6 separate regions of the Homo sapiens genome follow, and regions 1, 2, 3, 4 and 6 are each linked to region 5. The links are chromatin loops, found by intact Hi-C in ENCODE. Cell type or tissue: PC-9. All regions are shown on one strand.

Region 1 (4,000 bases), 350 kb before region 5:
GAGGGTGTCAATCATTCCTGAAAGCCTAGTATGCAAGGAGTCCAATTTTCTCCTTCCAAATTTAGGGAGTATAATATCAAAGAGATGGGAAGTGAAAACTTTCAGACTCAGCAATCACTGAGGATGGTTTCATCTAGACAATTCATTGAAGCAAGAAAGTGAGGACTAGGAGTAGTAGTATTACGTAAAATATTTACCGATTTTGACAGAAGTCATATAATAAAAATATATCTATGCCATACATTTATAACTTACAAAATTTTAGTGTACTCCTTATAAAATATTTATAATAGAAAATATTAAATATGTAATTCAAAGAAGTGTAAATTGTAAACATACCTTTGGATACAAATTTTAGAAAATAAAGTTAATTAACATAAGGTTAATATGACATGGACCTTTAATGAATCATAAATAATGAAAATAAAATACTATTTGATCATTGTAAAGTTCAACCTCATATATGTACACAAATTATCCATAAAACTAAAAAGTAGAAACAACTCAAATATCCATAAACTGATAAGTGGATAAACTTAAGGTGATACATCCATACAATAGAAAATTAGGCAATCAAAAAAATGAAATACTCCTATGTGCTACATATATGAACATTGAAAACATCATGCTAAGTGAAAGAAACTAGTCACAGGTGACTATATATTGTGTAATTCCATATATCTGAAATGTCTAGAATGAGAAAACCCATAGAGATAGAACATAAGCTAGTGGCTGCCTAGAGTGGAAGAAGGGGAAGAGGATTAAAACTGACTGCTACACAGTACAGGATTTCTTTTTGAGGTGATAAAAATATACTAGATTATGGTGGTAGTTGCACAATTTATGTACATCTACATGGGTGAATTGAATGGCATATAAATTATATCTCAAGAAAAGCTATATATATAACCCCGGACTAGTGTGCCTTTGAGTCATAATATTTGTACGCAATTTTTAATATGCTAATTAAAAGCAATTTATGCCTCTATACCAGTTGAAGGAAGAATGCTGAGGTATTTTAACTCCAACTATTTCCTTCTACCTTTTTATTCTTCAAATAATCCCAATTCTCCTTTGATAACTTTGGGTAGACAATTTTTTTTAAACAAGGATAACAAATTTTTATTGGCAAGAGTTGTATTTTGTTTCAAAGTACACTTTCCAGTTTGTTTTCTTCTTTCTTGGTTCATGCACAGTCAGATGCAAAAGTACCAAAAACAGTTTCTGTCATGTTGAAATCCTGTTGATTTGGTAAATCTAATGTCTAAATTAGAGAACTTTTCTTTCTTTCCTTATACTGCAAGTTACTCAATGTGACAGTACAGTATGACTCATAGAAGCACAGATCTGCCTACGACTGCAGGCTGTGGGTGGATTGGAGTCAAGGAAGAAAAAAATGGAGTAAGAGATTCATATGCTTTGAATTCAAGGCATAAGGGTGAGATTTCCAAATGTCAAAGTAACCTGGCATCACAACAAAATTGTATGTAGTTTGCAATACAAAAATGTTTTAAAATAATTTAACAGGGACAATTTTCAGAATACCAGCCTGGCAGTCATCACTGTTATTGCAACTGCACAGGAATCTGGGTGCTACTCCAGTCAGGATCACTGTGGATGACCTTGTTTTCTAAGCCAGGAGGATTCTTGAAATGAGCCTCTTCTGTCAATCACATGTCTAGTACAGCCAGGGTCTTTGACTGTCTGAAAGCCCCATCATTGTCACCTTCTTAGTCTCTGCTACTCACTGGGAAGCCAGAGAGATTCCCCGCTGCTCTAGGACCAGAAGACTTTCTTCCTTTCCTAGCCTCTAAAAATCTCCTCCCTCATTCTTCCTCCCAGTTATTGCTCTCTTCCGATTCCCCAGCATGGTCCCCTGAAAGAATTCAGGCACTAGAAAACTAAAGCCCAGAGGCAATTTTGTCGAAGCAATTTAATTTTTAATCAAGCTATGCAAAAATCTCAAGGGGCAGGGGAGTACTATGGCCTGGGAGGAGGAGAGAAAACAGAGTGAGAGCAAAGTAAATTATCTCTAATTTAACCTGCCATACTAGGACTTAATCTCTAACAGTTCACTCCAAATACTTCTTAGTTATATAGAATAAACCATGTCATCCAATTTGCTGCTGAATGACCTTTCACCATCCTGGGCTGATATTAGTCAGAGGTGGTGATTGCTTAAGGCTCAGCTAAAGGAGCTCATTTTGCTCCTTTGCTGCGTCTTTCAGTCATTCCATCAGCATGAGCCACTGCACTTTGTGCCAGTGTACTCTGTGCCTCTTCCCACTGGGCTCTGCATTACGCTTTCATCTCATCCCAACCACTGGGCTTCTGTTAGTCAAACTTGCATTCCACATGACACATTTCCCCATCTGTGTCTTACTGTGAATATTTTCTGCTGCTCTCATAAAATCTTTCACTACCCTGGGTTACTCTCATCTCCTTCATTTGTAGACTGCATGATGGTTAATGATTAGGATTACAATACATTTCTGTAATGTTAACATGGTATCTCCAACAGTCATTGTTTTGTGGCTACAATAACACATTCTGGATATATAAGATTGAAGATTAAGTTAATTCACTTTTATTTAAATGGGCTTATTTCTTTTTGACATTTGTAGTCCAGTTGTAGAGTATGAGTATGTGTATATAGGTGTGTGTGATGATAACAAATAATGGGGGAAATATTTGAGTCAATTCTCACTTGGGAAGGGAAGTTAAATCCACAATTGTCAGATAGATTCCTTAAAACCTTAAAAAGCTTAAATTACATGTCTGGATTAGCTCACCTTGGTGTAAAATGGGACATTCAAATTCCTGTCTCATTCAAGCCACATCAGTTACATCTGCATTTTAGAGGTGTTGTTTTCTCTTCCTGAGCTAGTTGTAAGTAATCCTTTAATCAACTGAACATACTTTTTTTTTTTTTTTTTTGAGATGGAGTCTCATACTGTTGCCCAGGCTGGAGTGCAGTGGCCAGATCTCAGCTCACTGCCACCTCCGCCTCCCGGGTTCAAGAGGTTCTCTTGTCTCAGCCTCCCGAGTAGCTGGGATTACAGGCATGCCACCACACCCAGCTAATTTTTTGTATTTTTAGTAGAGATGAGGTTTCACCATGTTGCCCAGGCTGGTCTCAAACTCCTGACCTCGTGATTTACCTGTCTCGGCCTCCCGAAGTGCTGGGATTACAGGCGTGAGCCACCATGCTCGGCCGAGAGATGTTTTTAAAAAGAGTAATCGCAAAAAAGAGTAGGAGAACAGGAGTAAATGCAGGAAACAGAAAGGGAATGAAGCAGAACTGAAAGGGAAAGAATAAATGAATATGAAGCAAGAGAGAATGTCACCAATAAATATCATGCTGTGAAGTTACACCTGTACCACAGAGCCCAGGTTACCCTCCAGAATGAGAAGGAACATGGCAGCTTGAATGGAAACCCAGTTTATGTGAGTGCATCACTTAACTTACCTTAGTTTCATTTTGCTTTTCTGTAAAGAAAGGGACAGAATGACCCCAAGGTTCAACAAGATTTCTTTTTGATTTAAAATTTGAGAACTCTATGAAAGGTCACTCTGTAAGCCAGGTAGCAGCTGGGCAATTCAGTCAGGCATGTGTTTACATTCCAAACATATTCCAGAAGCACCCTGTAGAGTTTGAAAAGGCCTCTGAATTTGTCCTTAAAAAAAAAAAAAATCTTCAACATGAGCTGCTCTTTGGACTTTGTTAAAGTGTTCTTTTCTTCTTTTGTAAGAGACCTCTGTCTGCAAAAGCCATCTGGGAAATATTCACCACAAGTTTTCTTGTAGGATGGAAACACTGCTGCACGCTAGCTGCCTAGAATGAGTACAAATCTATCCGATGGTCACTAACTGCCCTCAAAGCCCTAAATCACTTTCAGCTTTGAGGAGACATATGTGTTGGGATGGGTCCCATTCAATTAGTCTTTTCCAGTCAAACTCCAGAGTGAATCAGGGTTTTAGCCAACACTTAATAAATATA
Region 2 (4,000 bases), 370 kb after region 5:
AGGAAAATGATTTTAAGGGAAACCACATCTTTCTCTTGAAAGTGATTGTATCTCTTAAGAGTTTTATATAAATAACTCAATCAAAAGCTCACCTATTTGAAGGCTTTTTTTTCAAGGCGCAAATATAAGATTAACTTCATATGGTTTATTTATTTTCACTTACTTGTTTACCTATCATTTTCTAAGTGCCCCAAATATATTCACCTCTCAAGGCTTGCTGCTTTCTGGACATAGGTATGTACAGAGAAGTCAAACAGTAAGTAGATTGCACCTACAAGAAATTGGCTCTTGATTAGCTCTTTGTAACCATATAGTTGGCGACCTCCCAAAAAGGAGAAAAGAAATGTAAACTCTGTTTTGCTATATGTTTCTATGTATCTTCTAATTAGATGTAATTAGTCAAAAGGCCAAGAAGTTTCAGACATGTCACCAACATGAATGAATATAACATTTTGAGTACATTATAAATGGAATGCATGTGTACTAAATGTAGGTAGAGGGAACTTATTTTAAAATCACTAGTCATATTTAAAGTAAACTTTAAAATAGTAATATTGTCATCATACAACGTATTACCTATAGATGTTACAACTCTTTTAGTTTTTGGAAGAGGTTACAGAAAATATCAGCCAAAGGAAATAGGAAAAAAAGTTAACATTATATGTTTACACTGGTTAGCATATTTGTCCCAGAGAAACAAGGCATATTTGAAGTTCTTCAAGCAGATCAGCAGGCCCAATATTTTAGGAAGGTTGGGTTTTGGCTTGGGGCTCTTTACCTCTCTTGAGACACAGAGCTTCCTGAAATTTACAAGGAGTGTTGTTCCTCCTACTCAGGAAAATGAGATGTATGTATACACACATAAAATACTTGACAGACTTTGTGAAACTCAGATTATCTGGTTTAGAAAAAAGATAGAATCAGATGCACATAATACTTTCTAATGCACATGCTCAATTTGTACATCTAAAGACAATGATAATTTCAAGGTTAAAATCATGTGATTTGCTAAATATTTACTGTTTTATATTAAGGAGGAAATCTAAAATTTGAAAAACACTTCGAGTTTAAAAATTGATCAACTATTTTGGAAAGCAATTTGCAAATGTGGATCAATAACTTTTGAATGAGCATGTCTGCTTTCAGAAATGTGTTTTAGAAGAATAATCTTAAATGCAGATTCATGTACAAAAATCACAACAATAATACATTATATATCAGAGAGTATGTATTTAGTATTTCCTGTATGCTAAGTTGTTTCTTCTCTATGTGTTTTACTCGCTAAATCAACAGCAATTGCCATATAGATGCTATTGCCTACTATTTTAAGAAAAAAACCATGACGCTTACAGGTGTTAATAACTAGCCCCACATTTCAAATGCTAATTGTCATAGTTGAGACATGAATCTAGGTCTACCTGAACTTTTGCTCTTACGGTACACTTTTTAGAGCATGGTTTCTATTAAAAAAATCAGAAGCAGCATAAATGTCCAATATTCATGGGAAGTTTAGGCACCACATAACTGTAGCTATAAGATGGAATACTTTTAAAAAGATAAAATAGATTTAATCAAACATTTTAATACTGTGAAAATTCTTAGGTCATAAAATTAAGCACATTAAAACAAACTCAAAAATATACGTGCCCTATGAACATAGTTTTATATGAGACTGACGACATTTGTCAAATATTAGTAAAAATTGCTTTTGGATTTTGCTTCTTTTTTCCTGTACATCAAAAAAATCATGCAGTGCCCTTCTAATAATAAATATAAACATTTTAACTATTTTTGTAATTGTTACTGATTTCAAAATTCTTTAACCATCAAAGAGGGCCCTTAAATTTGAAACTGACAGCAGAACTACGTGCAATGTCCCTGATAAGAAAGCTGAATGTGCTCCCTAGTGGCCACTGTGTTGTTAAAGTTCTCTGTTGTACTACTCCCTGTGAGGGATTCGTATTTACCTTCATCTGCTATGTGATGGTGGTGGGAAGGAACTGGGCATCACAAGACCAGGATAAACTGGCTGTGTTTTCTAACCAGGAAATAAGTTGTTTGGAGCACTTTATTTGTACGTCTCCTTGGGGAAAATTTAAAGTCTGATCAATCCATTTATACATAAATATTTAGCAACATTTAAAATTGTACTAACTTCTCTATTTTGTCTGCTTATATTTTAACACGTCTTTGTTTTGAGGACAGCTTAGCTTTTTTGCTACACAAACTAAATTCAGTGCTATTTATAGTACTTTATTTCTGAAGCCAATCTATATTTGAGGCTAAAATGTGGTCATTGAAATGATGAAAAGAGCCATGAAGTGATGATATATAAAGACATACGTAGGCTGGTCATGGTGGTTCATGCCTGTAATCCCAGCACTTTTGGGAGGATGAGGCTGGAGGATGGTTTGAGGCCAGGAGTTCTAGACCAGCCTGGACAACAGAGTGAGGCCCTGTCTGTACAAAAAGTAACAGTAAAATTAAAATATTAGCCAGGTATGGCACCTGTAGTCAGCTACTCAGGAGGCTGAGGCAGGAAGATCACCGTTGCATCTATCTTCTGTTCCAGGCTACAGTGAGTTATGATCGCACCACTGCACTCCACCTTGGGTGACAGAGTGAGACCCTCCCTTTAAAAAATAGACACAAATATCTAAATGGTGAATAAATGCATGTGCATAGTATAGAAAACCACAATACCTTAATAACATATATTACATTATTATTATGAATATAATTACTTGAACACAGGAAGAGACATAGATGTACTCTTGGTTGGGAAGATTCACATTATAAAGATATTATTATCCCCAAATTCAAATCAAAAGATAATATATGTCATATAAAAATCAAATAGGAAGCAAGGCTTAGGTTTAGGTTGGGGGCTTTAAAGTCTGGCTTGAAGTCTTAGCTTTAATGCCCACTTGCTGTATAACTCTGGAAACGAAACATAACAGTTCGGAGTCACAATATTCTTGTTTCTATAATATTGATAATAACAATATAATGTTTACTTTGGAGAATTATGAGATTTAAATGAATTCCAGGAATACTTGGCACAAAGAAGAAACTCAGTAAACGGTACAAAGATAATTATTAATTTTAACTCATTTGCATTCAGAATTCTAATAAAGTTAATTTGTTTTCTGAAAATTAGTAAAATTTATCTTGAAGAATAATTACTTAGAATAGGTAAGATATTCCTTAAAAAGAATGAAAATGGAGGAAAGTTGTCCTTCCCAATAATATATGTACATAAGGAATCAGCGAATGTATCTTCAAATCTATGAATTAGAGTAATATTTTGCTGATAAAAAGTTAGGTAGAAATGTACAATACAGTTGTATCTTAGCAGAGAGTTAGGTTCTAAAGCCAGTGTGTAGATCTAAATTTACTTATAGTGAACCTTATCTGTAAAAATCTCTCAGGAATGTGTTATGATGGAAACAACAGCCCTGAGTAAATTAGTTAATTTCTATATAAGGAGAGTGTTTTTACAAAACATACATTCTTCAACTACTAGACCAAACTTAGTGTTGGAAGAACTCACTAAAAGTGGCACTGAGTGGTCTTATGAACTGAGACCAATGGAGGAAACAAAGAAAATGGAAAGGCATTTCTTGTCTACTCTGAGTCAGAAACATTCTGCTGATTGAGCAGAAATGCCTGAATTGTTTATATATTTTCTTAACTTTTGTTCTTCCAAGTTATGTATATTTCATTTTCAAAAAGTTAAATGTATGTATAGTGGAGGGGGATCTTTGAAAAAAATGCAGAACCATATCATAATATGCTATTTTAAAAATACTGGTAGTGAAGACAAAGGGCAAATAATCTTGGGAGTTTTAGGGCCCCGCCCACTGCCGGTTCCTCCCCATACTACCATAGCTGAGGCTCTCTGGAAAGTGCCACCTCCTGGCAGGAGGCCAAACAGCACAAAAATAGAGCATTAAACCACCAAAGCTAAGAACCCTCATGGAGTCCATTGCACCCACCT
Region 3 (4,000 bases), 130 kb before region 5:
TTAACATCCCTCCCTCCACACACAGAAATAACAAAAAAGGATAATAAGGGATTTGTGAAGAGCTCCCATATTGCTCACCACATACTTCTCAGTTATTGTGTTATCGCCACCATGAAATTTGCCATCTGCTGTTTTCTGTTGCTGTAACTGCTCTGCTAGGTCCCAGCTAATAAATAAGGAACACTGAAGCTGAATATAAATAATGGTTCTGGGAACCAAAGTTCTGAGACAGTCTCCTTATAGACCTCTTCGGTTTTTAACCCAAAAGGAAAAAAATGCAGGGTGCTCATGTGTGTGGAAATTCATTAACACTTTAAGAGATCTCTGGATCAAAAGTAACCTCTTAGGGAATGTGCATTTCAAGGCCCTGTCTTACCCCAAACTGGAATTTTTGGCCCGAGGAAAATAGCAAATTATCTCACTTAGGGACAGCTGGTGTCCTCACGGAGGTTTAAATTTAACTTAGCAGCTAGAAGCTAGTCATCTTTAGATTCAGAAATACGAATTCATTGCAATAAGGAGTTCACCAAGGGCAGGCCGAAAGGACAAAGCAAAGACAAGTACAGTCTTATTTCAGTGCCATAAAGGAATTGTCATATGAGCCTTGACACACAAATTCCACAACTGAAGATCATGCAACTATTGCCCAATAAATTTAAACAGAGTGATTGCACTTAGCCTTAATTGTCCAGTTTCTGTTTTTGAAAAAAAGGCAATGAGTAACACAATGTTTCATAACCAGGAAAGAAGTTTTTGAATTTCTTTATATCACAGATAGTGAACACAATCTAAAAATAAATATTAAATAATCAAAATCCCAATGTAAAATATATATCTATCTGTATATATTATCACATGGAGGGAAAATTTGCACCACTAATATAAATGCTATTTATTAGGCATTGCTTTTCTATAGATTTTCATCCACTCTTTCATTCTTCTGCTCTATTCCTTGGTCACCTTCCTTCCATCTCTTTTCTTTCCCCTTTTTTCCATCTTCAATTTAGTGTTTGTTTCTTAAGAAACAAGTTTACATATTTCTTAGTTCTCTGTCAACAGAACCTTTCTCACTTTTCAACTGCAAAAATCAAGGTATTTTTCTAAAGAATCCATCAAAATAGGAGTTCTAATGTCCACTGATTAAATAATAATTCTTCGCAAGGTGCTTCAAATGCATTGACATATTTGAGAAAGCTATTGCAGACAGATAGCAAATTTATTCCCCTCTTAATATGTTAGTACTAACAAACAACTCAAGTCAGTTTGTACAATCAGATTGCTATTTAGAAGTTTCAGTTCTAACTAAAAGGCTGTTTTTCATCTTCACCAAACACTGGCTAGTCAGCAACTCCTGCCAGCATTCTCATAGCTGCCCCAGACAGCCAGTTGCAGGAACTCTGGCTGAGTCATGTCTCTGCTCAGCTACTCAGTAATGAAATATCCCTAGGGACATTCCTAAGACATGTCAGAGATGTGTTTCTAGTCTCCACCTATTTCTTTGTCGTGCCCCAAGCTGTGCCCACATTAGTGGAATTTCCAGTGCATTGCCATGCTCAGTAGGCCAAAGAGAAAAGTCTGCAGAATTGCTACTTAATATTACTTAATAAATCAGTAACAGAAGCAATGAATGGAATGGAATGCAAAATTCTTGGCTCTTAGCCTTAGATAGAACCACTTCCTTCCTATGAGCAAATAGTGGTTCATAGGTTAGCTTGGGGAGGGCTACTTCAAAGGGATAGTGTCTAAGTAGTCAATTTTGCTTGAATAAATTATGGAAAATACAGTTTTCAAGAGGAGAGGCTATGCTACTTTTTTCCCTTTTGGAATACTGGGTATATCCTAGGTAATAGAGAGTCAGTGAACAAATCTTTGCTGATGCTAATAGTTAAACAAAATGATTCAAATAGTTACTGAGCAAACATTTGCTGATTAAATAACATAATGATTCATATATGAAATGCGTTAGTTAGGTTCTACATATACTGTATCATTTCCTTTCAACCAGTATTTTCTATTTGTCCCAGAATAGCCTCCAAAAGAAAATTGCTGCTGGCAATTTAAAAAGACAACCATCTAAAAAAAAGTAACAAGTTGACCGGGCGCCGTGGCTCACGCCTGTAATCCCAGCACTTTGAGAGGCCGAGGCGGGCAGATCACGAGGTCAGGAGATCGAGACCATCCTGGCTAACGCTGTGAAACCCTGTCTCTACTAAAAAAATATAAAAAATTAGCCAGAGCGAGACTCTGTCTCAAAAAAAAAAAAAAGTAACAGACGGTAGAGGCAGTCAAATGTAGAGAACGCAGAAGCAACTCTTCTTTTAGTCCCTATTTATTAATAACCCTTTCTGGACCAAAACAAAAGAACAGTAATGGACAAATTTTCTTGCAGATTCAAGAAAACTGCTTCATATCACTATTATCTAATTATCTTCATCAAGTTGCCACACTACTGTTCTAAAATGTCTCTTTGATCCAAGCACTCCATGTGCTCCCCACTGTCAATGTCCCAATGCTACAGAATCTGCTTCCTTCCAACCTTTTACCTGCTACCCACTGGGTTGATGCTCCTGGACTCATGACCAGATCTTATCTTCACATATGGCAAACATCGCTGTTGGATAAACACTTTCTGCAGAGATTTCCTTTTGAGACATGTATCTAGGTGGCCATGGGTTGCAAAAATTGGTGAAAAAGTTAAAATCTATTTGCTCTACTAACTGTGGTCAATTGCTGATGTAATAAATAACATAATGATTCATATATGAAATGTGTTAATTAGGTTCTACAATACTGTATCATATCCTTTGAACGAATATTCTTTTTTAGTCCCAGGATAGCCTCCAAAAGAAAATTGCTGCTGGCAATTTGAAATAACAGGCATCTTAGAAAAATAACAAGTTAATAAATATAATAAAGAGATGGTAGAGGCAGTCAATGTAGAGAATGCAGAAGCAACTCTCCTTTTAGTCCGTATTTTATTAATAGTCCCTTCTGGACCAAAACAAAAGAACAGTAATGGACAAATTTGCTTGCAGATTCAAGAAAAGTTAATTAATCCTTAATCCTTAATTTAGTTCATGCTTCAAAATACCGACAATGTTTCTTTTCAAAAAAAAAAAACCAATCTGAACAATCTGAGTATTCCACTTCCCTATTTAAATCTTGCACAGTTCCCTATTTTACAGAGGATAAAAGGTAAACTTACCATGGTAAAATGGCTTTCCAATGGGACCTTAACCAGTCCCTTCCTCTGCCTGTCTCATTATGGGATCCAGTCTCGATGGGCTCTAAATCACTCATTGTTCTCAACACGTGGCTCCCTCTCAAGCATCTATGTCTTTGCATTTGCTCTTCCCTTTACCTAGTATAACTTTCTCTCACGCACTGCCACTTTTTCTCAGTTGCAGGATTTGTCTGAATGGGGACTATGAAGATATTTTTATTTTACTTGTTTTGTATAGTCCACTGAACTCTGAGCTCTTTGAAGACAAAAATCATAATTTATTTATTTTGTTAACATTGAATGTAAAGTGTAAGCAAAAGTCATTGAGGACCCTAAGCAAATTGGCATCAAGGAGGAAACAGAATGGACACTTAAGAAAGAGCATTACAGGACCTTACAACTGCTAGTTAAGTATTGGCTAGAGTATTAAAGAGAAACATGTCCTGCTACCCCAGCTTACCAAATGGGCATCACTTTTTCAGTCTGCTGAGATGCGATGACAGTCGCAGACCCACCTGGGGATATCCTGGCTATTAATTATACTTAGTGCAGAGTTCAAAAAGGACTCAGAACCATCAGGCGATTAAAGGATGTAGATTATGGATATAATTTTAGAAGAAAACAAAGCCACTTGAGTCATTCTCCTAATAAAGCAAATTCTGTTAGAAGGGGTAACACATTAAGCAGCATGTTGGTATGTACTTATGTACGTATGTATGTATGTATGTATGTATTTATTTGAGATGGAGTCTCGCTCTGTCACCCAGGCTGGAGTGC
Region 4 (4,000 bases), 230 kb after region 5:
CTTTGAATATTCACTTACATAACCAATAGTAAGCCCCTGTTAGGTTCGAAAAACAAAATAAACAGTAAAAATCATTTCATAGTCAATATGTAAAGTGACTAACTGTCCTGGCTTTCCCAAGACTGTTATGGTTTTGAAACTGTAAGTCTCACATCTTGGAAGTCCCCATAGTCCAAAGCAAACATTCCATATAACTATTTGCACACCTACTTATAATAAAATATTATTGCAGTAAAAAATTAACTTCAAATAATCTGCTTTACAGCATTAAGTAGTTTTCAATTATCCAGAACTAGCAACTTGCTGGCTAATGTGGCTTCTGAAATGTTCTGCTTAATGTAACATCTATTGCTACATCACAAATTGCCCCAACACTTGCCATCTCAAAACAACACAGTTTCTAAGGGACAGGAATCTGGGCATGACTTAAGGTTGTTTGACTGAAGGTCTCAGTTCCTTCCTTGCAAATGGTTGAAGGTTGCGCTCAGTTCCTTGTCAAACGGGTCTCTCCAACATGGCAGTTTGCTTTATCAAAATTGGCAAGAGAGTGAGTTTATTAATAAGACAGAAGTCACAATCTTATGTAACATAATCATAAAAGGAATTTGCTATATTTTATTCATTAAAAATAACTCTCTGGGTTCAATTCTCACTCAAGGAAGGAAATACACAAAAGTATAAATAGCAGGAGGTGATAACCAAAGGAGGCCATCTTCAAGTCTGCCTGCCATGTCTGGCACTCAGAGACTTTAAGACAAATTAGTTGTTTAGATATAGATATAAATATAGGTATAGATAAATATAGAATATTACCAGCATGCTCCCTTTCAGTCATAATTTTGCTTCCAAAGGTTAATCAGACATTTCTGAATTCTCTTACTTTACACCTCTGTTTCAATTCTGTTACCTTCACCTCTTTTTGGTCTTCATATGAATGGAATCATAGAGTAAGTACTCTTTTGTTTCTAGCTTCTTTTATTCAACATTTTGTCTTTGAGATTCATATATACTGCTTATGATTTTGATTACTATAGAGTATGTACTGTATTAATATATCATGACTTATTAGTATATCCTACTATGTCTTAATCAAAGAATAAATGTCATAATGAATCATCTTGCATTACAAGGTTTTATATCTCAATTTCCTTTGTTAAACCTTCTCCCTACTTCAGTCCTTTTTCACTTTCAGTTCTTCCATATGCTTCTGCCATTCTAGTCTTGACTCAAAGGGAGAGATTTATACAAACTCATTTCCACAAGGTGTTCCTGATTTAATATTAGAAGATATTTAATATCCTCTAATACCACCTTTAGGGATTTTGCCATCTAAAATTACAAAGGAATATCTCTAAAATACAGATCTCTGTATTTTAAGAAAAGGCACCTCCTAGGTGAGAGAGCAATTTGGTGATGAGGTGGGGGTGCTAGCTGATAAAACACATTGAAAACAACATACTCACTTCATTTAATAGAAATATAGGTTAGACTTTCAAAACTTTTATCATTTAGAGTTGCAAAATAATATGTATTATAGAATACAAAATGGAACTTTGAATTGAGATGATAATGTGATATCAGATCTTTAACCAAACACTCCAAGGTAAGGTGCTCATTCTCTCAGTACACCATTGAAATGATATTGAAATAAAACAGCAGAGATGCACACATGCACTCTTGGAAACAAGATGCTGAATGTGAACCATAGAGACAGCTAAAGAGGAAACACAAATGAACTACAGATTCAAGAGAGTAATTTGAAACTTTTTTTGAAAATTTTAAGCCCTTTATTAAATTCCTTCAAAGCTTGTTAGTATGTTAAAAGTATCACAGGTACTTCAAAATTATTTCTCCAAAAAATGCTGAACGTGTGTTCTAAGTTCTCCCACTTAGAATCCATAATTCTGAATAAGCCTGTTGTAACCAAATTTAGCATTTCTCATTCATGCTTGGGGAGCCATATCCACTTTTATCTTAAAACATCTATGTATATGTGCACGGATTTTCTAAAAAACAAACTGAATATTCAGTTATAGGTGTGGTAATTTTCCTTTTTATGCATTTGGAATTTCCCATGTGTTGAAATCCTTGCTTTACTTTTAGTTTTGGACAGCAGTCATATCTTCCAAATAATCTCAATCAACACGATGTGCTGAGGAGGAGAGGAGGGCACTCCCCTAAAGTTATGTGCCACGAGGAAATTTCAACACTTTCACAATCTAGCTTATTTTAAATAAACAAAAAATGGAAGTGGTTCATGCATAATAAATCCCTGCTGGGCTGTACTGTGTTTTCATGACTAATTTCTTTTGCTAACCACAGCTTCTCAGCCTATGACCTTTAAACGGCAGGCATTCTTTACAAAAACATGGGCTCACTGTCAGGGCTGTGCCTTTTCTTACTCATGAACTCCCTAGTGACTTGTTAACTGTCCAAACATAGATGTCTTCAAACAACTTATGGAAAATGCACTTGTAGGACTTTTTTGGTGCCATGAAGGGAACCTTCCTATTATAAAGTCAAAAACTAAAATAATAATAAAGAATAAGTTGCTACTCGAAAGACTGATCTGACACATTTTATTTTTCTTCACAGAAACAATTCTGGTAGGGACATTGAAGCATATTATCTAGTCGTCTCTTCATAACTGGGCAGAATGGCAAATCATCTCAGCTGAGATTTCTAGGTGACTTTCTGGAGGATAAGGGGGGAATTTGATGTAGGTGCTAGAATCTCCTACTCCTTCTACCACATACCTATTTTATGACTCCTTAGCAACCATTGACTCCAGGTCTTTTTGTCAGAGACACTTGTTTAACATTTTCTACTTGCTCCGTTTTCTGTTAGTTAGCTCTGCTATTTATTATGGATGTCTTTTAACTGCTTTTGACCTTGTAAGAAAAATCTCTCTGTTTCAGGTGTAATTTACTTACATAAATAATAGTGAAGTTCTCATCAAAACCAGGAATTATCATTGAACTTCTCTCACTGAGTAATTAGCTCAACAACAGAACTAACATTGTTCTCAAGTTTCATGTTAATCTCTTGAAAGTTGTAATTTGATTTTTCTCTTTCAAGAGTCTCTGTTATTCAAGCACAACATCTTCTTTGCCTTCTCAATGGCTGATAATATCCTTAGGAATCTAATGACTGTGCAAGTGTCTTACTTCACGTATTCACCCTTTCTCTTCAGCATTCATAGGTAATATATAGAAGCACCTTTTTCCAGCTTCAGTTTTCTTGGAGGTATTGCACAGTCATCCATCTTCGGAATTTGCCTCTGTAAGTACACTATTTTGTGTTATTTTTCCCTTCTCCATCCATTGCTAACTGGAGCATAGTTGGATAAAGGTATCCAACCCTTTGGATTAATGAATGTGATTTGTTTGCTTCTCTTGGCAGTTTGGAATAAGGATAAAGGGGTAATAACTATATGGCTGCTTGTGCTGAAGCTAAAAGGAAGATCACATATTACTGATCTCATTCGTAGTTCTTTTCCCCCACTGTGCTGCTGTTGTTTGCATGCCTCTTTTTCAGCATGTAAAAACATTTTCAACTTGCATTTTATTTTATTTATTTATCACTCCCTGCAGTAAAAAAACTCTTGAGGGTAGGTGCCATGGCTTATTCACTTTGAATTCTGATCTGTGTCTAGGACGGTGTCTAATAAATAGTATAGTATAGATTAAACAATTTTGCTGCTTTAGTCAGGTTGCATTTATGGCCTCTTTTGCTGAGTTGTTTTATTCCTCCTGAGATGTATTACAGTGACCTCGTAACTTAATCCCATTACATTTATTTATGATCCTGATAACCAAGACCAATTTGAATTTTGAACATGTTTCCTGCCAGCTATTGCTCATAGCTCTGAGACCAAAATTTGTGTGGTGTCTAATTTATCATTGATGAAAACATCAAACACCCCTTATGAAATATTATTATGTACGCCCTGAAGTTGGAGCATTGTTTCACTGATATTTACTTTTTGTTACGTCCCTTA
Region 5 (4,000 bases):
GACTTGGAGAACTTTTATGTCTAGCTAGAGGATTATAAATGCACCAATCAGCACTCTGTGTCTAGCTAAACGTTTGTAAATGCACCAATCAGTGCTCTGTGTCTAGCTAATCTAGTGGGGACTCAGAGAACCTTTATGTCTAGCTAAAGGATTGTAAATACACCAATCAGCACTCTGTATCTAGCTCAAGGTTTGTAAACACACCAATCAACACCCTGTGTCTAGCTCAAGGTTTGTAAATGCACCAATCAGTGCTCTGTGTCTAGCTAATCTAGTGGGGACTTGGAGAATTTTTGTGTCTAGCTCAGATTGTAAATGCACCAGTCAGCACCCATCAAAACAGACCAATCAGCTCTCTGTAAAACAGACCAATCAGCTCTCTGTAAAATGCACCAATCAGCAGGATGTGGGTGGAGCCAGATAAAGGAATAAAAGCAGGCTGCCCAAGCCAGCAGTGGCAACCCACTTGGATCCCTTTTTCTACTGTGGAAGCTTTGTTCTTTCACTTCTTGCAATAAATCTTGCTGCTGCTCACTCATTGGGGCCGCACTGCGTTTATGAACTGTAACACTCACCAGGAAGGTCTGCAGCTTCACTCCTGAAGCCAGGGAGACCACGTGCCCACCAGAAGGAAGAAACTTAGAACATTTCTGGACATCAGAAGAAACAAACTCCAGACACACCACCTTTAAGAACTGTAACACTCACCGCAAGGGTCCATGGCTTCATTCTTGAAGTCAGTGAGACCAAGAACCCACAAATTCCGGACACGGTATCACCTTAAAAGCATGCATTGAATCAATCTTATTTATATTTTTATCTTAATGAAGGCATGAATGATGGAAGATATCAACTTTATATAAAAGAGCTTCGGCCAGGCACGGTGGCTCATGCCTGTAATCCCAGCACTTTGGGAAGCGGAGGCAGGCGGATCACAATGTCGGGAGATGGAGACCATCCTGGCTAACATGGTGAAACCCCGTCTCTACTAAAAATACAAAAAATTAGCAGGGCATGGTGGCGGGTGCCTATAGTCCCAGCTACTCGGGAGGCTGAAGCAGGAGAATGGCGTGAACCCAGGAGGCTGAGCTTGCAGTGAGCCGAGATGCCGCCACTGCACTCCATCCTGGGCGACAGGGCGAGACTCTTTCAAAAAAAAGAAGAAAAAAAAGAGCTTCTACTGCCAGGGAGAGAAGAACCCATGATCTTCTTGGGCTGGAAAATTAACCTTGAGATGCTTAGTAGAAAGGCGCTTGGAATTTACAACATTCTTCCCCTCCACTTTGTAGCTCATATGTAGTAACCACATCCCTATTTTACACCTTTAAATGTGACCCCTCAGTTGATTACATGTCTCCTGTCCTAGCCCCTTTGACACTAGTCTTCAAAAGATCAGATTAAATTAGAAGCATATCTCACGCCTGTAATCCCAGCACTTTGGGAGGCCGAGGCGGGCGGATCACGAGGTCAGGAGATCGAGACCATCCCGGCTAAAACGGTGAAACCCCGTCTCTACTAAAAAAAATACAAAAAATTAGCCGGGCGTAGTGGGGGGCGCCTGTAGTCCCAGCTACTTGGGAGGCTGAGGCAGGACAATGGCGTGAACCCGGGAGGCGGAGCTTGCAGTGAGCCGAGATCCCGCCACTGCACTCCAGCCTGGGCGACAGAGCGAGACTCTGTCTCAAAAAAAAAAAAAAAAAAAAGCGTATAAGCCTACTCATTGACTACTCTATATTAAGCAAGTTGCTGTACCTGTCTGAGTCTCAATTTCCTTATTTATAAATGGCAATAATTATACCAACTTGATTGTTTTTTAACAATACCAGAATGCCTTGCACTTAGTAAGTGATCAATAAGAAGAAATTATTACTGGTGTTATTTGCTTTCCATCATGAGAGAATTTTGTCTGGGCTTTAAAACCAGTTGACAAAACCTCCACCTATCTGAGATTTCTCTGTTACTCTTGGCCTATTCCCAGAACCTTGCCTGCCACAGAGAGGTGGGTCTCCCTGCCAAAACATGTTTTTCTTGTTGATGACGTTGTACTCGCTGCTGTTGAAACCTGTCCTGGCCACCTGTTTCCATCCTCAGCTCCCAGGGGATCTATTAATAGCTAGCACCTGGCCCCTCCCAGTCTGACAACCCCACTGACTCAAGGTTCCGTCACTGGTTTTACTCAGCGAACACGTTGTTGCATTTAGCAAAAACCAGTGAAAAATCCAACACATATCCTAGTGAAATTCAACACACGTTCTCTATGTGAAATATTTCTCCCTCCAGTCCCTCTGTCATTACTAGGTAACTTATGAACACACTTTATGCTTTCACATCACAAACTTGGAAATTGTTTTTAAAAATTCCATGGCTTAGCATTGCAAAAGAATGCAAAAGAAACTAACCATTTTTATTAACATGCCTACTGTATTCATGTATTCTTAGTTTTTGTTCAATTTGGAGCTCATGCTGAGTTCATAGAACTTGACTTATTTATTTGGCAGACTGTCAAAAAATTCAAAATTCCAATTCAAAATGCAATATTATATTTTCCAAACCTAAATGTACACATGCACATATCACTCATAAAGCCCATTTCAAATGCTATTTTCACTGCACTGTTTTTTTTAGCAGTTTTGTTACTTAGTGGAGCAGAATGCTGTTATAATTATGATTATTATTATGGTTGATGTAGGATATATAATTGACTTTTTTCTCATCAGCAAAAAAGATTTAAATGTGATTGTTACTCCCACCTACATGTACCTGAGTTCTGGGCTTTCCTGTCTTAGGTGCGATGAATTGCTTGTGTTTATGGCTAAACGGTGGAGTAGCTCCCTGAAGGCATCTTTCCCAGGCATCTAATTTGAAAAGCCTAAATTTTTGAGGCTGCATGGGTGGATGATCCTTGCAGAAGTCGGAGGCCCTTTGACTCAGGAAGAGAAGAGATTAACTTGACTCCTGGTGATTATTGAGATGGTTGTGCATTAACTCAGCCACCCTGAAGCAAAGAATGTGTGCACCTGAGGGTCCTTGGGAAGGATCTGAGCAGGGTAGACCCAGAAGGCTCTGACCTTGGGAATTTTAGCAATGATCCTTGAGGTCAACCTTGTGGCCAGTGAAGAGGGACACTATGAGGGACTTTCTGAGCGGAACAATATTTGATTCTCATGCTTTTCAGACCATGAAGATCAATGTTGGAATGGTGTGCAGCAGGGACTAAAACCCAGACCTTGTCTTTATTGTTTTGCCTGAATAAAATGAGAAGTTCCTTATATACTACAAGGGAGGAATAAGAAAGCCATTAACCTGACATTGACCTTAAAAGGTAAAGTCACAAGTTTTCCTCACCCATAAGAAAATATTCACTGGCGTGACCTGACATATAATCTCATGGGTTTCATGGATCTGTATCCCTGGGCATTTATGCCCTCACTCTCCTGTACATCTAGGAGACTAAGAGATTACCACAGAATGACTATTTCTGCCTCAGTCTGGAGCAAGATTGAACAATGGTCGTCTGACTGAAGTCACTCCATAAGGAGTACCTGTGACTGTGGAACATCTGCATCTGGAAGGAAATGTAAAGAATAAGTCAGATAGCAGCTATTCTGAATCAACCACCTACTCAATAGTGCTGGTTTTGTACATTCCAAATTCTGGAGTCAGAGTCTTTCTGATCTACCGTGACTTGCTTAATTGCTCTCTGGCTCCTCTTCCAGGTGGATGCAGTCCACAGTGGAACATCTTGATGACTGCCTGGAATCTTTGTGTAAAATAGAAAATGATACTAATTTTCCCTCCATGTGGGTACAACTCCATGGTAAAGTTGGTGAGTGGCAAAGCAGGCTTACCTCCCACCTTTCCTTCTTGGCTGGATATTCTTATATAGATTAACTATACTACCCTGCGCAACAACACTGATTCTTTGTCCAGCTTTCTGAAATTAGTCTTTCCTGGATGGTTCTCTACAAGCAGTCAATAAACTTTTGTGATCACTTAAAAA
Region 6 (4,000 bases), 210 kb after region 5:
CAAATCTTGGATATTCTATTTTTTGTAATACCAATATAATGTCCCCTTTATTTTCAATTTTATACAAACAGGACTTTTTATTATTTTTTACCTAACTGGTTTAAGTAAATTAAAAGAATTTTGCTTTTATTCTGTAAAATTTTTTTCAATGGTAAAAAAGTGAAAACATACATCAAAGACTCATAAAAGTTCAATAAAGGAACAAATGTATTTGTATTTTACATATCAGTATAAAATTGGGAAGAAATGCACAACGATCTCTTAAATTTTCCCCTCAAAGTATTTGTTCATACCTTAAACATTTGATTTTAAAACATTTTTCTCCTTAACTTAAGTAGTCTAAAACTTGAAATGGATCTATAACAATAATGGTGGCATCTGGAAGACATTTTTAGCAACAGACAAAGCCAAAAGTCAATGGAATGCAACATGTGGATAAAATATTATAACTTTAGCTATGTGGTTAGGTATTTAAATGCCCTTTGGCAGTTGATGCCTTTCTTTTGATATGCAACCTTAGAAAGCTAATGCTATTACTGCACTGATATATCCAAAATATTTACATCTTGACATCTATCATCGGATGTCATTACTTTCCAAGACTTCAACTAGATGGTATTGTATGTGATGAGAGTAGTTCTTTCATTTACTTAAATTTTATTATATTTGTGAATTAAACCCCTTGAATGTCCACAAATTATATGGTATTTGTTAAAAAACTTTGGGTAAATAATTCAGGAAATAGGTTTATTCTATGTTATGAAAGTCAAATGCAGGGTATCAGAGTAAATTTAAACCACTAGACCATAACGAAATAAAATGCAAATATGCTGTCTGAGTCTGCCTTTTTAATACGTGGAAGACTGCCCCAGAGAGGGAGTGAGAGGGAAGAGACAGATGGCATTTAATATTAAGGATGAAATTTGCTCTATCCCTTTGAAAGCCTCAGTCCTAAGTTTTTTACTTCATTCCCTTTTGAGATTTTAAAGTCTTTTTATAGAGTCTTCTTATGTATCTTTTTAAGCTTTCCATTTTTCTAATCTCTCTCTGTACAAATGTGTGGGCATATGTGTAATTTATCTATGTACTTATCTATGTTTCTTTATATCTATCTCTCTGCCCATCTAATTTACCAGTCCCTTTATCTGTTATCTACTTAGGATATACACACAAAAGAAATTAAGTGGAATATAGAAATTATCCAAATCTAAATAATTACAAGGGTAGTTCTGTAGTTAGGAGGAGAAAATAAAACTCTCATTTTAAACTGTGACTTTCTAACTAAAAACAATTTGAAGTGACTGTAATTCTTTATTTTACATTTCCTATCTCAAGAAGGATTTTTCTCTTCTCTTTTTTTCTTTTCCTTCTCTGACTTCACCTCAGCAGATGAGTCACAAAGGCAGTCTTAGAACTCTCTTCCTGTCTTAGGATTCTATCAACAGAAGCTGAGCTATTCCAGAAAGGGCCTACTAGACAGCCCTGCATCTTAAGAATATCATGCAGAATATTGAAGACGGACCCCTATCTTTTACCATTTATGAAAATTTACTCAACCTGGATCCAAGATTTTAAATGTAAGACCTCAAACTACAAAAATACATAAGGCAACCTAGGAAATAGTCTTCTAGACATCAGCCTTGGCAAAGAATTTTTGGCTAAGTCCCCAAAAGCAATTGCAACAAAAACAAAAATAGACAAGTGGGACCTAATTAAACTAAAGAGCTTCTACACAGCAAAATAAACTATCAACAGAGCAGACAGACAAACTACAGAATGGGAGAAGATATTTACAAACTATGCATCCAACAAAGGCCTAGTATCTAGAGTCCATAGGGAAATTAAATAAATAAACAAGCAAAAAAAAAGCCCCATTAAAAAATGGACAAAGAACATGAACAGACACTTCTCAAAACAAGATATAAAAGCAGCCAACACACAGGAAAAAATGTTCAGCATTATGAATCATCAGAGAAATGCAAATCGAAACCACAATGAGATACCATCTCACAGCAGATAGAATGACTATTATCAAAAAGTCAAAAAACAACAGAGGTTGGTGAGGCTGTGGAGAGAAGGGAATGTTTATTCACTGCTGGTAGGAATGTAAATTAGTCCAATCACTGTGGAAAGTAGTCTGGAGATTTCCCAAATAAATTAAAACAAAGCTACCATTTGACCCAGCAATTTTATTTCTGAGTATATACCCAAAGGAAAATAAATTATTTTACTAAAAGGACACAGGCATGAGTATGTTTATAGCTACACTATCCACAATAGCAAAGACATGGAATCAACCCAGGTTCCCATCAATGGTAGATTGGTGGTACGTATATACCACGGAATACTATGCAGCCCTAAAAAATAATGAAATCATATCCTTTGCAGCAACATGGATGCAGCTGGAAGCCATGATCCTAAGTGAATTAATGCAGGGAGGAACAGAAAACCAAATAATGTATATTCTCACTTAAAAGTGAAAACTAAACAATGAGCACATGCGGACATAAATATGGGAACAATAGACACTGTGGACTACCAGAGGGGAAAAGGTTCGGGGGAGAGCCTGGAATGAAAAACTACCTAGTGGGTACTATGCTCACTGCCTGAATGATGGGATCCATACTCCAAACCTCAGCATCAGGCAATATTCCTATGTAACAAACCTGGACATGTATTCTATGTTTCTAAAATAAAAGTTGACATTAAAAGAAGATATCATGGCGATTCCTCAAGGATCTAGAACTAGAAATACTATTTGACCCAGTCATCCCATTACTGCGTATATACCCAAAGGATTATAAATCATGCTGCTATAAAGACACATGCACACATATGTTTATTGCAGCATTATTCACAATAGCAAAGACTTGGAACCAACCCAAATGTCCCTCAATGATAGACTGGATTAAGAAAATGTGGCACATATACACCATGCAATACTATGCAGCCATGAAAAAGGATAAGTTCATGTCCTTTGTAGGAACATGGATGAAGCTGGAAACCATCATTCTGAGCAAACTATTGCAAGGACAGAAAACCAAACACCACATGTTCTCACTCATAGGTGGGAATTGAACAATGAGAACACTTGAACGCGGGGTGGGGAACATCACACACCAGGGCCTGTCATGGGGTGGGGGGATGGGGGAGGGATAGCATTAGGAAATATACCTAATGTAAATGACTAGTCAATGGGTGCAGCACACCAACATGGCACATGTATACATATGTAACAAACCTGCACGTTATGCACATGTACACTAGAACTTAAACTATAATTAAAAAATAAAAAAAATAAAATAAAAGAAGATATCATGAAGACAAAGAGCAGCAGCTGGACTCTTTTCATTATTCTTAATTTCTAAAATTCCGAATACTACTTTTAACCCCATGGTGGATTATTATAGCTCTTCTCTTTGGGCTACCCTACAGAAAACCCAGAATATAACTCAATACTTAGTTCTTGGACTGTTATCAATCCTCTGGCTCTTATTTCTCATTGAACAAGAAAGGAACTATTTCAAGACCATGACTATATTCTTGTTGCAGATTTTCTCTCACTTAACTGTCATGCTCTTGTAAAGTTAGAGGCTGACATTTTGACTGATCTGATCAAGGATGAGACGAATTCATTCTTTGTTTTGACATGGAGTCTCACTCTGTCACCCAAGCTGGAGTACAATGGCACGATTTTGGCTCACTGCAACCTCTGCTTCCCAGGTTCAAGTGATTCTCCTGCCTGAGCCTCCTGAGTAGCTGGGATTACAGGTGCGCGCCACCATGCCTGGCTAATTTTTTGTATTTTTAGTAGAGATGGGGTTTCACCATGTTGGTCAGGCTGGTCTCGAACTCCTGACCTCGTGATCCACCCACCCTGGCCTCCCAAAGTGCTGGGATTACAGGAGTGAGCCACCGCACCCAGCGGACAAATTTATTCTTTTCTTCAATGTTTTGATGTGGCTTCCAACAATTTTCCTCTTTTCTCAACTCTAGGGTA

What was found. Hi-C counts contacts between places; a loop is a spot of excess contacts. Peaks named below come from ENCODE experiments on the same cell type or tissue, not always from the same donor. Only the 100,000 strongest peaks of a DNase experiment are listed, where the experiment ranks them.
Region 1: a loop joins it to region 5, with 11 times the contacts of the local background. A loop is called at or near these places in 3 of 110 quality-filtered maps.
Region 2: a loop joins it to region 5, with 3 times the contacts of the local background. A loop is called at or near these places in 5 of 110 quality-filtered maps.
Region 3: a loop joins it to region 5, with 9 times the contacts of the local background. A loop is called at or near these places in 5 of 110 quality-filtered maps.
Region 4: it touches region 5 in a loop (12-fold over the local background); 2 of 110 quality-filtered maps call a loop at or near these places.
Region 6: it touches region 5 in a loop (13-fold over the local background); 2 of 110 quality-filtered maps call a loop at or near these places.

The regions. Positions count from the first base shown.
Region 1 is chr7:80,720,703-80,724,702 of GRCh38, forward strand. No RefSeq gene overlaps it. Among named protein-coding and RNA genes, the nearest start is that of CD36, 84 kb to the left of the region's middle. RefSeq lists a silencer at 2,151-2,445. In PC-9, no CTCF peak of the experiment used is centred here; DNase peaks (open chromatin) are centred at 1,329 and 2,249; H3K4me3 peaks cover 1,489 bases; H3K27ac peaks cover 3,541 bases.
Region 2 is chr7:81,445,649-81,449,648 of GRCh38, forward strand. No RefSeq gene overlaps it. Among named protein-coding and RNA genes, the nearest start is that of HGF, 320 kb to the right of the region's middle. In PC-9, a CTCF peak has its summit at 1,923 (motif pointing left); no DNase peak of the experiment used is centred here.
Region 3 is chr7:80,940,954-80,944,953 of GRCh38, forward strand. No RefSeq gene overlaps it. Among named protein-coding and RNA genes, the nearest start is that of SEMA3C, 24 kb to the left of the region's middle. In PC-9, no CTCF peak of the experiment used is centred here; DNase peaks (open chromatin) are centred at 648 and 1,528; H3K4me3 peaks cover 1,623 bases; H3K27ac peaks cover 3,037 bases.
Region 4 is chr7:81,297,165-81,301,164 of GRCh38, forward strand. No RefSeq gene overlaps it. Among named protein-coding and RNA genes, the nearest start is that of SEMA3C, 380 kb to the left of the region's middle. In PC-9, no CTCF peak of the experiment used is centred here; a DNase peak (open chromatin) is centred at 2,277; H3K4me3 peaks cover 679 bases; H3K27ac peaks cover 1,259 bases.
Region 5 is chr7:81,071,703-81,075,702 of GRCh38, forward strand. No RefSeq gene overlaps it. Among named protein-coding and RNA genes, the nearest start is that of SEMA3C, 150 kb to the left of the region's middle. RefSeq lists an enhancer at 2,745-3,944. In PC-9, no CTCF peak of the experiment used is centred here; a DNase peak (open chromatin) is centred at 2,059; H3K4me3 peaks cover 713 bases; H3K27ac peaks cover 2,732 bases.
Region 6 is chr7:81,283,326-81,287,325 of GRCh38, forward strand. No RefSeq gene overlaps it. Among named protein-coding and RNA genes, the nearest start is that of SEMA3C, 370 kb to the left of the region's middle. In PC-9, no CTCF peak of the experiment used is centred here; a DNase peak (open chromatin) is centred at 2,006; H3K27ac peaks cover 1,134 bases.